5 separate regions of the Homo sapiens genome follow, and regions 2, 3, 4 and 5 are each linked to region 1. Evidence: chromatin contacts called from ENCODE Hi-C or POLR2A ChIA-PET data. All regions are on one chromosome and are shown on one strand. The core of a region is the stretch at or near the end of the contact, and the rest is flanking DNA. Distances in the headings are between cores, read along the strand shown.

Region 1 (2,633 bases), core at 1-2,500:
TTTAAACAAGCATCCAGTTGACCCTGGTGCAAGTGGTCCAGCAACATCATTTAAAAAGCACTGGTCTAATGAGTAAAGAAAAACACCTTTGACCTTGAGTAATCACTCAACCTCTTGGGGCATTAATCCCCTCCACACAAGGGATAGTATCTGTTTTCCTTACCTCAAAGGTGAGATTATAATTAACCTTATAGGCAAACCTAGTTATCTGCAATAACTGTGATTCTAAAATCGTTGATCTTGAGTTCCCTACGTCAAGAGATTTCAACATTTCCTTCCACCTCCACTATAAACCAATTTTTCCTAAACCTCTAAATTTTAGAATTATTGCTGCTCCTTCTCTTTCCCCGCTAAGACTTTTTCACTGCGGCAATAATTAGTCTGGAGTTCTTGTCTAGTAATACCATCCGGTGAGACTAGAGCTCAGATAACCTTTTCAGAAACCCTAGCCCTGAGATGAGGCCTGCAAATATTTGATCCAACCAGGTCTTGAATAAAGAGATAGCCGACTATCAAACCATAATGAGGATACGTGAGGGAAGAATACGTCACGTCATAATACTGTACTTTAAACACCATATCGGCTAACGAAAGGCTTTAGGCCCACGGCTGAGAGAAAAGTATCAGTTCCCAAGTTCTAGGCGGAAGAGGCCCAAGAGACACCACTTTCTCGCTTTCAGACGTGTCTACATAAGACCACAAAAGAAACCGAGGCAAAAACATCCAGAAACAGGCTCCAGTTGTCTCAAAAGAGAGTACATATGAAACGAGACAAGGATCAGAAAAGTAAAGCTAAACCCAGTGTACGGACTCCCCCATTCTTCCTTCTCCCCCTCTCTCTTCACAGACTGAGGTACCTTGGGCGGCCGAATTTTGCAGATGCCGGTTTTCTCCGCCAAAGGCCGGATGCGGCCGATAAAGCTGAGCGGATCTGTGAACTCCTCCCAACTCGGCTCAAAGACGGGGCACTCTGGCGGTGGCACGAACTCCGCCGCGTAGCCCCCCGGCCCCACGCCCGCCATTGCAACGGCCGGGGGGGGGGGGGGGTCCCCGTGGGGAACCGGTGGAGAAAAGCTGGCTGAAGCCCACTAAGCCCGTTCAAGTCCCCTGACAGAGGCCGAAGCGCATCTTCGCGGACAAGAACCGTTCAACACAGAAACCCCAGAATCGCTTCCTCCTCCCGTTTGTTATTGTTTCTTGCAAGGCTTTTCCACTGAGGTTCAGGACTTTTCCGGAAGTTACCGTGCTGTCAAATCCCTCCGCCCCCTGCAGGAAACGGAATCCTTCCGCAGCTGCACGACGCCTGTGTGTCTGGCCTTTCCTTCTTCTTCTCTTCCCCGGCAGCACAGTGTGGCTGTTTGTCTCCTTGCCCGCCAAAGTTCTGCCCAGTCCAACGACTCCACGCAGCTCGCCCTTGGTAAGGGGTCGGGGAGGGGCACAAGCTCTTCTTTACTAGAGGTACGGATTGAGGGAAGCCGACGGGGCGAGGCGGGGCGAGGCGCAACGAGGCGGGGCGAGGCGCGACGCGACGTGACGCTTTCTTCCGGCGCGGAGGAATGTGTAATGCCCCAGAGGGCAGAGGTTGTGCTTCCGGTGAGGAGGGTCCCTTTCCCTTTTGTGTATCAGTGCACTCGAAAACACGCCGGGCTTAATCTTAAGCACCGCGCCTCACCGCCCGTGCTTCGTAATTTGTTTTAACCTACCCTGCTGCGTTTATAGCAAGTAGCCTTTCCAGCATTTCTCTTTTTTTAGCCCTTTGAATGCAGATATTTTACAGTAATCTCACTCTGCCACTTTATACCCGCCTCTTCTCCATCAAAACAAGTGCAGGTCTAACCCATCCCCTAAATCCTGCCAGCTGGCTTTAGCCACCATCCATGAATTGCTTTTCCTTTTACACAGGACGCAGCAGCTCTCCTGAATTACCAGCCAGTATCGTCTAGCTACCTGCAGGACATCTCACTTTGATAACTCAAAGTACTTTAATTGTTCACTGTTTCTTCAGTGTTCCTGGTTTCCATTAATGACTTCATCTATTCAGTTGCCTGAGCAAAAAAAAAAAAAAAAAAAAAAAATCAAGAAATAATCCTAATTCTTTCTGCTCTCACTTCCCATGTATAATCGTGTGTCTCTCCATCCCCGTTACCAGTATCCTAATTTAAATACTCTTACTGACAACAGCTGATTTCTCCTCTCAAATCCCTCTCCATCCACACGTTGGATTGCTTTGTCTAAAATCCAGAATTCATCTTGTCACTTTTCATCTCCAAACTCAACAACTCCAAACATCTTTTTTAATTGCTGATTTGCTGCTTTGCTCTCCAGCTTCATCTCTCCTGCTTCTCCATATGATCTACAGAAGTTTTTGTGGTGACTTTAGTACACCATGATTTTTCTCACCTCTGAGTAACAAATCAGGGGACTTTGAATAACGCAGATTGCCCTCCATAATGTGAGTAGGCCTTATCCAATCAACTGAAGGCCTGAATAGAACAAAAGACTGACCTTCCATGAGCAAGAAGGAATTTTGCCAGTAGATGGCTCTCAGACTTGAACTGTAGCATCACCTTTTCCCTGGCCTCCAGCCTGCCAACCCACCCTGCAGATTTTGGACTTGGAAGCTCTATAATCAA
Region 2 (2,633 bases), core at 62-2,561, 240 kb after region 1:
ATTGTCTTAAAACATTATGAGTTCTTGGTTGGGCATGGTGGCTCACGCCTGTAATCCCAGCACTTTGGGAGGCCGAGGCAGGTGGATCACCTGAGGTCAGGAGTTTGAGACCAGCCTGACCAACATGGAGAAACCTCGTCTCTACTAAAAATGCAAAATTAACCAGGCCTGGTGGCGCATGCCTGTAATCCCAGCTACTCAGGAGACTGAGGCAGGAGAATCACTTGAACCTGGGAGGCAGAGGTTGTGGTGAGCCGAGATCGTGCCGTTGCACTCCAGCCTCGGCGACAAGAGCAAAACTCAAAAAAAAAAAAAAAATATATATATATATATATATATATATGAAGTTTCTTTGCGATTTTTTAAAAGTGTATCAGCCATTGTTAGTGTTGCTGTATTTTATGTGTGGGGCAAGACAATTCTTCCAATGTGGCCCAGGGAAACAAAACAATTGGACACCCTGGATGATGAAAAAGAGCACTCTTCAGCCCCTGCTGTCACCAAAGCCCCACCTCAGTTCTTGCCCTTAGGTAACGCCAAGATAGCAAAATGGAATTTTACCAAACCGCTCTTAGGTTCCTTCCCCAGGAGACCAGAAATGCCCTGGGGACTGCCTGCCTTTGAGGCAAATTTTTTTTCCTTTTTAAAGAAAGTGGTAAACATCTGAAAATAGAGTTTTTGAAAGAAAGTGACTCTTCAGTTGTAATTATAGCAGAGAGGGTCATTGCTTTCTATCAGCAAGAAAGCTGCTTCTATTTTTTTTTATTCTCTTTTTCTTGGTTTTTTGTTTTGTTTTGTTTTGTTTTGTTTTTTGAGACGGAGTCTCGCTGAGTTGCCCAGGCTGGAGTGCAGTGGTGTGATCTCGGCTCACTGCAAGCTCCATCTCCCGGGTTCAAGCGATTCTCCTGCCTCAGCCTCCCGAGTAGCTGGGACTGCAGGCTCCGGCCACCACGCCTGGCTAATTTTTTTTGTATTTTTAGCACAGACGGAGTTTCACCATGTTGACAGGCTGGTCTCGAACTCCTGGCCTCAGGTGATCTGCCCGCCTCGGCCCCCCAAAATGCTGGGATCACAGGCGTGAGCCACCGCTCCCCGCCGCTGCTTCTAAATACAGCCTGTATAATGCAAATCCCCAAAGAGGGCCAGCCTCTGGCCCCATTCAGCTTCCTCCCTCAGAGGCTGGGTGCGTGCGCCCTGGGCGGGGCGGCGGGCTCCCTCCGGAGAGGCCCCAGCCCGGCCTCGTGCCCCTCCCCAGCAGGCTTCCGGCCCTGCGCACAGACCCAAATGGCGCGGGAGGAGGAAGAAGGGGTCAGCTTCAAGCCTGACGTTCTAGGGGGGAGCCGCTTCTTAAGTACGTGCTAGGATCAAGGGTGCATTTGCAAACTTTTCAAAATGCCTTAGAGGAGGTAGGAGTCAAGCCCTTGGGATCTGGAGGGGAAGGAGGAGAGTCAGTTAAACCGCAGAAAGGTTGGTGGGGAGTGGGCTCAGTAATGGCCCCTGTCACAGCCTCGGGCCGGGACTCGCCAGCTCATTTTCTATTTCTAACTCAATGCCAGGCACTGAGCACTGTGCTCAACCTAGTAATTTGGAGACGGAGGTGGATATGCATATAACAGAACAGGATGCTCTCCGGACAAACGTTCTGAAGGAAAAGCAAACGGAAGATCCTCCCGCCTCTGCTGGGCAGTCTCTAATGACCCCTGGGGTATGTTCCAGACATGCGTGGGCATCTGCGAATTTACTCACCTGAGAGCTGCCTCTACCTTTTTTTGTTAAATTTTTATTTATTTATTTATTTATTTTGAGACGGAGTCTCCCTCTGTCACCAGGCGGGAGTGCAGTGGCGTGATCTCTGCTCAATGCAACCTCCGCCTCCCGGGCTCAAGCGATTCTGCTGCCTCAGCCTCCCGAGTAGCTGGGAGTACAGGCGCGCGCCACCACGCCCAGCTAATTTTTATATTTTTAGTACAGACGGGGTTTCACCATGTTGGCCAGGATGGTTTCTATCTCTTGACCTCGTGATCCGCCTGCCTCGGCCTCCAAAGTGCTGGGATTACAGGCGTGAGCCACCGCGCCTGGCCTGCCTCTACCTCTGATCCCTGGGATCAGAAATGAGAAATGCAAAGATTGTCCCTGTGTTATGTGTGTACTGTTTGTAATTGTAATTCACAATCCCCTTTCTTGCTCCTCACCCCATATTCAATTAAGAGAGAAAGGTGAAAAACACAAAGCACAAAATGTTTCCAGGAAACTATCTGAAACTCCTGGAAGGCTAGATTTAGGTATAAACAGAGTAGAACTCCAGATTTCTGCAATGCTCCTTAGGGGCTGAGCTTCCTGCATGCCCTTGACAATTAGAGGAGTTTTTTTTAATACTTCAAAATTATTCCAGAAAGGCATGCAGATGAGAAGATAACCAGGTTATGAGGAAGCCCAAGGTATTTGGTAAGGATGCTCAAGTTTTGGGGAAGGTCAGCTGAAATAGCAATTTGTGGGTGGACTATTAGCAGGGAGTTGACTGGAGAATTAATCAGACGTTGAAGGGACATGGGGGACCCGGGAGGATGAAGTCTGAACTCGGGCTCAGGATATGGAAAAAGATTGAGTAAAGCTGAGATTCCTGTGTGCTTAAA
Region 3 (2,633 bases), core at 71-2,570, 200 kb before region 1:
TGGTGCATTCACAAACCCTGAGCTAGACACAGGGTGCTGATTGGTGTGTTTACAAACCTTGAGCTAGATACAGAGTGCCGATTGGTGTATTTACAATCCCTGAGCTAGACATAAAGGTTCTCCTAGTCCCCACCAGACTCAGGAGCCCAGCTGGCTTCACCCAGTGGATCCCTCACTGGGGCCACAGGTGGAGCTGCCTCCCAGTCCGGTTCCGTGCGCCCGCACTTCTCAGCCCTTGGGTGGTCGATGGGACTGGGTGCCCTGGAGCAGGGGGCGGCGCTGGTCGGGGAGGCTCGGGCCGCACAGGAGCCCATGGAGGGGGAGGGAGGCTCAGGCATGGCGAGCTGCAGGTTCCGAGCCCTGCCCCACGGGAAGGCAGCTAAGGCCCAGCGAGAAATTGAGCACAGCAGCTGCTGGCCCAGGTGCTAAGCCCCTCACTGCCCCGGGCCGGCGGGGCCGGCAGGCCGCTCCGATTGTGGGGCCCGCCGAGCCCACGCCCACCCGGAACTCGCGCTGGCCCGCAAGCGCCGCGCGCAGCCCCGCTTCCCGCCAGCGCCTCTCCCTCCACACCTCTCTGCAAGCTGAGGGAGCCGGCTCCGGCCTTGGCCAGCCCAGAAAGGGGCTCCCACAGTGCAGCGGGGGGCTGAAGGGCTCCTCAAGCGCAGCCAGAGTGGGCGCCGAGAGCGAGCGAGGGCTGTGAGGGCTGGGGGCACGCTGTCACCTCTCAAAAGCAAACCCAAATCACGACCCCACAGCTGCTCCTTACGCACGCACGTCGTATGCACACCCACACACACACAGGCGCGTGAACTCATGTGCACACACAGGCACACACACACACCTGTACTGGTGCTCTGGGCAGGCTGGAGAGTGAAACAGTTGCTCCTTGCCCAGGTTGTGGAGCCATTATGGCTGGGTCCCTGTGAGAGGTGAGGTTGGCCCGAAGTCCCTTTCCCGCACCCCCCTCCCCGTTCCCTCCATCCCCACCCCCATCCAGATCCCTTTGGACTCATCCAGAGAATGGGAGCGATGGAGGGAGGAGCTGTGGACGCTCTCAGCCAGGGCAGAGAGCTTGCGGGACAGGCTGTGCGCTAAAGCCAGGGGGTCTGGGGCAGCAGAGAGGATGGCGAATTGGTGCAGGGCGAAGGAATCTGAAAGAGGGCTGTGCGGTCCGCAGAGAGCGAGGCTTGGGAGCCCGACCCAAAGCGTGCCCTCCAGGGTGCAGCACCGACGGGTGCCGCGGCGTTTGCAGGCGGGGAGAAGGCGGCGGGAAGTACTGGACTAGCTGCGGGCAGGGGCCGGCTGAGGCGCGCGCCCGCGTGCTAGGGGCCCCGGGGGAGGGCGGCGGGGACGCGGCGCTACTCCCCTCTGCCACCCGGCGGCCGCAGACAGCGCTGCGCCGGCCTCGCGTTTTTCGTTTTCCGCCAGACCCGGCCTCGTAACTGAGAGCATCTGGCTGAAGCCGTTGCTCTCCTTCTCTTTCCCCTGGGCCTCCTTCTCTCCCCACTAGCCGGTCCAAGGAGCGAGGGCACAGGTGCACAGAGCAGTCCAGAGGGAGACAAGGGGGGCGGTCAGAAGCTAAGAGTACCTGAGGTGGCATAGGCCTGTCGAGGACGGAACTCACCCCAGCCTGACCTGATTTCTCCTGCAGCCCCTGGGCGGGGGGTCCAGGTGACATCTATATACGAATCACCCCCCTCATCCTGGCTGGCTTCCCTTGACCCAGGAAACTGCCCTGAAATTCCCTCCCCAGCCCCAGTCCCTCTCCTCCCTTCCCTTCTGAACACAACAGCACAGACCTTATCCAAACCCTGCCTCCTCCTCCAGGAAGCCTTCCAGCCACAGAAGAGGCATGTGGGACTCGGTAGGGGTGTGGGAAGAGGAGTGGGTGGGAAACGGGTGGAGCCATGTGTGGCAGCTAAGGAGGGCACCCCCACACCCGCCCCCTGGGACACTCTCACAGACTCCGTGCATTCCGTGGGGGAATAAGAGGTGGCAAGGACAAGAACAAAAGGATCTGGGAGGACATCGGGCCAGGTGATGATGGGCTGATGGAGAAATTACCAAGGCGGGGGCGCTAGTCTGGGGAGCTCCTCACCACCTCCAACAGAGGGGTCCTCTCTTCCCCCACCCCAAGCGGCATAGCTCAACAGAAACGGAGCAAGGCAAAGGAGACCAGCACGCATGGAAGGCAATCCATACACACTTGTTAACTAAGGCAGGGGGTTAATGGGAAGACACTGGCCTGAGCACAAGGAGATAAGGTTTTAGTCATATCTCTGGCCCCCAAGAAGGGGGTCCCCATGTGAACTTGAAAAAGTCCCTTTGTCTCTTTGGTCTCCAGGTTCCTCATCCATGAAGTCAGGGGTTTGCGTTAGAAGCAGGATGGCAAATGGTGCTGCCTGGAGCACATTCGGAAGGATTGTGAGGTGGGAAAGAATCTGTGATCAGTTAGCAATATCGGCCTTGGGCAGAGGAACGGACAGTGCAGGGAGGCATGCCGAGTGTTTGTGAAGTCTAGGAATCATCTCCCAAGCCCCTTCCATTCCAATGCTCCAGGAGTTGATGAAACACTGCAAGAACAGTGCGGAACTAGGGCAGGAGCTGGAGATGCCATGAGAGACTCGGAGGAA
Region 4 (2,633 bases), core at 37-2,536, 180 kb after region 1:
TGAGAGCCATTGCTTCACAGAGGACGTGAGGCTCGCAGTGTGCTTAGGGGGTGCGCCTCATCCTTTCCTCGCTAAATGCGGGGCCGACTCGGGCCTGCCTTTCACTGCGGGTGCTGGGCGGGATCAGGGTGTCCCCGCCTGCTCCAGAGTGTCCACACGGTGGCGCGCGCGGTCCAGAGACGTGACTTGGGCGCCGCGGCTGCCGGGGGGCGTTTCCACCCCGAGGAACCCACGCGCAGGACGGGATTAATGGGAAACCTGGACCCCTCCGAGGCCCAGGACGGGAGCCTCGCCCGCAAGTCTGGATGGGCCGAACTAAAACCCACCAAACGCGTGCGTCAAGCCAGAGTTCGAGAATCAACCGAAGCTGAAATGGAGCCAGCGTGGGGTGGGGGGACCCAGAAGGGAGGGGCCTCCAGCACAACCTGCAGCCGAGGGGACGGCGGGCAGAAGGGCCGGCAGTGAGGCCCTGGCGAAGGTGCCTGGAAAGGGGTCCTCTCATTGCAGCATCTTTAAAAGCAGGGACCGGGCTTTTCTAATCCTCGTGGGCCAGTTTAGGTGCAGCCCTGCTCTGCGGCAGAGGGATGGATGGAATGACCTGAGGGCCCTCCCTTCTAGCGGGAGGAGAGGATCAGATAAAGTCCTAAATCCTGCAGGGGGTCATCCTTTTCGCCCACAGCCCAGGGACTGGGAGCAACTCCACAGGGGTCAGGGTGACAGAGGAGTGGGGAGCGCAGCAGGGTGGCCCCCGCTCCCGCTCAGAGGAGCTGGCCCTTTAAGGCCAGGCCCAGGCGGGTCGGGAACAGAGACCCGGGAATGTGGGCTGGACTGGGGAGCAGAGCCACCCAGCATGAGTCATTCCCGTTTCGCCGGACTCTTCGCCGCTGGCTCTCGCTTGCCGCCCTCCCCTGGCCCTGGCCCTGGCCTCTGCGCCCTCCCTGCAGAGCTGGTCCGGGTGGGCTGGCGGCCTCCACCCGCCACAAGCGCACAGGGCTCTGCCCACTCCCCGCCCCTTTTCTGCTGATCCTCGAGGAGCAGGGGACCGGTGGGCTAGGACTGCTGGTTGCTGGGCCCAGCTCTGCCTCTGGGCTTGGAACTTTGGTGCTGAGTTTCCACATCTATAAAACTGGAGGAAAATCCCATCTCTGGAGGGCAGAGGCCATGGACAGCAGAACGACACTTTGCTCCTTCACAGAAGGAAGGACAGAATCCAAGCGGTTCCCATTTTCCCAGGCTGAGATCCCTCTCTCAATGAGGCTGGCTCTCGGTATCTTCCTCAGGTCTCATTCTGCCCCGCCCCACTTGCCCCTCCCCTGCCACTCAAGGGCGGCAGGACACTGACCCAAGACTCATAGCTTTGGGCTCCCAGAGTCCCTGTTCAAGGCGCGGTTGCCTGTGGGAAAGGCTGCCCATCAAAATCTGGCCAACCAATGACACCTGGACAGACGGGGAGTTTGGGGCGGCATGAAGCTGGAGCGCGGCCAGTGCAGGGAAGGTGGGAGTAGATCCAGAGTTTGATCTGGACGCCCTTGGGCATCTGGGCAACAAGAGGACGTGGGTTTGATGATTGGCATGGGATGAGGCAGGGGGGTGGGGGACACCAGAGACCCAGCGGTTTGCCCCATTCCTGGGCCTGCCTGGCAGACGTGGGTTTGGTGATTGGCATGGGATGAGGCAGGGGGGTGGGGGACACCACAGACCCAGCGGTTTGCCCCATTCCTGGGCCTGCCCGGCACAGTCATTACCCTCCCTCTTCCGCGCCCTCCTCTCTCGTTCCAGCTCAGACTTCCCTGTCACCTAGGCCTCTTGCCAAGTCCCAGCTCCTAAGGCTGGTGCGATTCCATCCCTTGAAGTCAAGGATTGCTTCATTGTTCTGCCAGACAGCCCTTTATCCCTTAATCCTTGTTGGCCTATATTTTTGTTTATTTACAGGACTTAGGTTGGATAGGAAAGGAATGCCTTTTTTAACAGAAAAGTAAACATGTTTTTCATTGTTTATCGACTTTATGGTCAGTGGGGACCATAAGCTCCAACAGATCATTCTGCTCTTTCTTGGAAACAAGATTACAGGGCTGTTCTCCCAGAGGGCCATGGAGGTTGGGTAAACCCCAGAGTGGTAAGTAACTGCCCTACCAAAAAGCCATGGAGCCCGCAGATCAGTGTGTTTAGGCCCTGGGGCCTGTGGCAGGCAGTGTGTGTCCCAAGGGAAGTATAGGCATGGTGAGGGGAGTTGTAGCAGCCCAGAGGGCATCACCAAAGGCACCTTGACCACATTCCAGCCCTGCTTTAATGAGTGAGCAATCCGGGCCGGGAGCACTGGACGCCTTTTCTTATCATCTGCGAGGTCGAAGGGACTGGAACACAGGCTTCCTTGGGTCCTTCCTAGCACGGAGTAATCTAGGGATGGGAAAGCCGGCTCTGAGCGGAGAATCCCGGGGGCTGAGGACATCGCTGAGAGGCCGCTGCAGGGCATGGGTGACCTTCCCATGAGTCGTTCCTGCCAGCCCTGAGAACACCCACGTGGGAGCTTCCTGTGTGCCAGCGCACAGTCAGGGCTACACACTAGCAGGCCCAGAGGAACAGGGGCCTGTCACCCTGCTGGTGGCCTCAAAATGACCGACTGCCCGGGAAAG
Region 5 (2,633 bases), core at 92-2,591, 160 kb after region 1:
ACACACACACACACACCCGCTCACCAGCCTCCTTCCTCCACTCTAGTCTGGGGCAAAACGTCAGACTCCTGCTGAGACTTCCAGCAGAGCCAGGGCTGAGCCCGCCATGCACCGGGTGCCAATGCACACCTCCCTTCCTCCTGCAGGTTCAGCTTTCAGGAGTACATCAAGATTGACCAGCCTGAGAAGCAGGGGCTGGAGCAGCCAGGTACAGAGTGACAGCTGAGGCTTCCAGGTCAGGCTGAGAGGGGCGACCATGGTCTGTTTCCAGGGGATGTTCAGACCGTGCCAGCCCCGCCCCTGAGGAGCTCAAGATCCAAATCACGTGACCTCTCCCTTCACACCCAAGGGAGTGGAGAGCATGACTCCTGCCTTTTCCATATCCAGGCACATGTGGAAAATGACACTATTTTTAGCAGCATGCTGGGGTCAGCTGGAGGAGAGTGAGAGCCCGGGGGAGGTTACTTGGACTGCTGGAGGGGCTTGCTGTCCCTGGCGCACCATTTGGGAGGTTCTGGTTTAGAGAAGCACTGTCTTCTGGGGCCTTTCTTGGGGGATTAGGGCGTGGCTGGGACCATCTGCTGGGTCCCTCAGGTGCTATGCACCTGCCGGGCATGTGATGCCGTTTATCTCACTCAGTCTTCACAAACCCATGAGAGATGCAGTATTATTCCCTTTATGCAGATGAAGAAACTGGGGTTAATTGAGGTTGAGTACCTTGCCCAGGGTCACACAGTAAGCGATAGAACCTGGATTCAACCCCAGTCTGGAGCCCCATGGTGCGTCACACGTATGATCATCCTCTGTCTTGTATGTCTTGTTTGGAAAGGGTTGGAAACTCTTGACATGAGGAATGGTTGTTATTAATAGCAGGTTTTGAGGAAAACCTTCTAGAAGAGTCCCAGTATGGGGAAGTGGCAGAGGAGACCCCTGCCTCCAACAACCAGAATGCCAGGATGCTTGAGGGAAGACAGACACCTGCCTCCACCCTGGAGCAAGATGCCACTGACTACCGCCTCCGAAGCCTGCGGAAACTCCTGGCTCAGCCCCGGGAGGGCCTGCTGGCCCCCTTCTCCAAGCGGAACTCCACAGCGTCCTTCCCAGGGAGGACCAGCCACATTCCAGTGCAGCAGCCAGAGAAGAGGAAGCAAAAACCCAGCCCTGAGCCCAGCCAAGATTCACCTCATTCCGACAAGTGGCCTCCTGGGCACCCTGTGAAGAACCTGCCTCAGATGAGGGGGCCCAGGCCCAGGCCCGCTGGTGACAGCCCCAGGAAGACTCAGTGGCTGAACCAGGTGGAGTCGTACATCGCAGAGCAGAGACGGGGTGACAGGATGCGGCCTCAGGCCCCTGGAAGGGGCTGGCATGGGGAGGAGGAAGTGGTGGCGGCCGCAGGCCAGGAAGGACAAGTGGAGGGAGAGGAAGAGGGGGAAGAAGAGGAGGAGGAAGAGGATATGAGTGAGGTGTTCGAGTACGTACCTGTGTTTGACCCGGTAGTAAACTGGGACCAGACCTTCAGTGCCCGGAATCTCGACTTCCAAGCCCTGAGGACTGACTGGATCGATCTGAGCTGTAACACATCTGGCAACCTGCTGCTTCCAGAGCAGGAAGCTCTGGAGGTCACGCGAGTCTTCTTGAAGAAGCTCAACCAGAGGAGCCGGGGGTAAGGTAAAGGGCTCTCCTGGGGCCAGGGACTGGGGCACGTGGCAGCCAGCTGGCCTGGAAGGCAGGGGCCTAAGGGCTGGTAGTGGGTTCCCCCAGCCGCGGAAATAGCTGGAACTTTGCCCCCGACTCAGGCTCCTGGGAAGGACAAGTGCCCGGGGCCCCTGTCCCTGGAGAGGATCTTGACCAGGCAGGTGTTTGTCCCGCCATTAGGCAAGGTTCTGAAATCCCTGGGTGCCTGGCCCAGTACGTGTGTTGAGGACTGGAAGGACTCAGTAGATGAGGTCCCCTCCTCCGAGGAAAGAGCTAGTAAATAGACAAACAGGCAAAACAGAGGCTAGAAAAATACAAATTAAGACCCTGCATGTGGGCTGGAAGGGTTAGGGCGTGATGCATGACTGGAGTTCTTTGTGTTTTCATTCATCCATTCATTCAACCAGTCAACATTTTTTACGATAAAATTTATATAACATTAAAATCACCATTTTAAGGTGTACCTTTCAGTGGTTTTAAAAGTATATTTACAGGCTGGGCGCGGTGGCTCACGCCTGTAATCCCAGCACTTTGGGAGGCCGAGGCGGGCGGATCACGAGGTCAGGAGATCGAGACCATCCTGGCTAACACGGTGAAACCCCGTCTCTACTAAAAATACAAAAAATTAGCCAGGCATAGTGGCGGGCGCCTGTAGTCCCAGCTACTCGGGAGGCTGAGGCAGGAGAATGGCGTGAACCCGGGAGGCGGAGCTTGCAGTGAGCTGAGATTGCGCCACTGCACTCCAGCCTGGGCGACAGAGCAAGACTCCGTCTCAAAAAAAAAAAAAAAAAAAAAAAAAAAAGTATATTTACAGTGTTGTGCAAGCATCACCATTGTCAAATTCCAGAACGTTTTCATCATCTTTGAAACAAATTATACTGGCCAGACGCAGTGGCTCACGCCTCTAATCCCAACACTTTGGGAGACCGGGGTAGGTG

What was found. Hi-C counts contacts between places; a loop is a spot of excess contacts on that map. ChIA-PET counts read pairs that join two places held with the same protein, here RNA polymerase II (POLR2A). Pooled maps may share reads with other maps.
Region 2: a pooled map shows a loop between it and region 1 (4-fold over the local background). The contact joins the promoter of NINJ2-AS1 here to the promoter of KDM5A in region 1. A Hi-C loop is called at or near these places in 1 of 168 maps with a recorded cell type or tissue (sigmoid colon), 1 of 37 single-sample maps with no recorded cell type and 6 of 50 pooled maps. POLR2A ChIA-PET finds 5 or more read pairs at or near these places in 2 of 52 experiments (both T-cell).
Region 3: a pooled map shows a loop between it and region 1 (3-fold over the local background). The contact joins the enhancer-like site here to the promoter of KDM5A in region 1. A Hi-C loop is called at or near these places in 1 of 50 pooled maps. POLR2A ChIA-PET finds 5 or more read pairs at or near these places in 2 of 52 experiments (BJ and SK-N-SH).
Region 4: a loop to region 1 is called in a pooled map, with 4 times the contacts of the local background. The contact joins the enhancer-like site here to the promoter of KDM5A in region 1. A Hi-C loop is called at or near these places in 7 of 50 pooled maps. POLR2A ChIA-PET finds 5 or more read pairs at or near these places in 3 of 52 experiments (CD4-positive, alpha-beta T cell, CD8-positive, alpha-beta memory T cell and HepG2).
Region 5: a loop to region 1 is called in a pooled map, with 6 times the contacts of the local background. The contact joins the enhancer-like site here to the promoter of KDM5A in region 1. A Hi-C loop is called at or near these places in 8 of 50 pooled maps. POLR2A ChIA-PET finds 5 or more read pairs at or near these places in 6 of 52 experiments (BJ, CD4-positive, alpha-beta T cell, CD8-positive, alpha-beta memory T cell and 3 more).

Annotation. Positions count from the first base shown.
Region 1 is chr12:388,070-390,702 of GRCh38, forward strand. It overlaps KDM5A (lysine demethylase 5A), which reads right to left and starts at 1,251. Exons shown (of 28, transcript NM_001042603.3): 1 at 858-1,251. The coding sequence starts at 1,022. LOC105369594 (a long non-coding RNA gene) reads right to left here. Exons shown (of 4, transcript XR_007063149.1): 4 at 1,964-2,633. It also overlaps a transcript of CCDC77 not described here. RefSeq lists an enhancer at 1,414-1,708.
Region 2 is chr12:629,580-632,212 of GRCh38, forward strand. NINJ2-AS1 (NINJ2 antisense RNA 1) reads left to right here and starts at 1,312. Exons shown (of 5, transcript NR_122124.1): 1 at 1,312-1,406. The region is part of intron 1 of NINJ2 (ninjurin 2); the gene reads right to left. RefSeq lists silencers at 1,098-1,177, 1,238-1,337.
Region 3 is chr12:187,896-190,528 of GRCh38, forward strand. It overlaps SLC6A12 (solute carrier family 6 member 12), which reads right to left. Exons shown (of 16, transcript NM_001122848.3): 16 at 2,186-2,633. Among named protein-coding and RNA genes, the nearest start is that of IQSEC3-AS1, 6.8 kb to the left of the region's middle. RefSeq lists a silencer at 1,243-1,482. Within about 2 kb of position 1,321, at least 2 of the 41 ENCODE cell types and tissues checked have a DNase peak (open chromatin) inside an H3K27ac peak, as active enhancers do.
Region 4 is chr12:569,770-572,402 of GRCh38, forward strand. All of the region lies in intron 1 of NINJ2 (ninjurin 2), which reads right to left. Among named protein-coding and RNA genes, the nearest start is that of NINJ2-AS1, 60 kb to the right of the region's middle. RefSeq lists an enhancer at 2,364-2,633. Within about 2 kb of position 1,287, at least 31 of the 41 ENCODE cell types and tissues checked have a DNase peak (open chromatin) inside an H3K27ac peak, as active enhancers do.
Region 5 is chr12:552,321-554,953 of GRCh38, forward strand. It overlaps B4GALNT3 (beta-1,4-N-acetyl-galactosaminyltransferase 3), which reads left to right. Exons shown (of 20, transcript NM_173593.4): 13 at 147-208; 14 at 874-1,663. Among named protein-coding and RNA genes, the nearest start is that of NINJ2-AS1, 77 kb to the right of the region's middle. Within about 2 kb of position 1,342, at least 6 of the 41 ENCODE cell types and tissues checked have a DNase peak (open chromatin) inside an H3K27ac peak, as active enhancers do.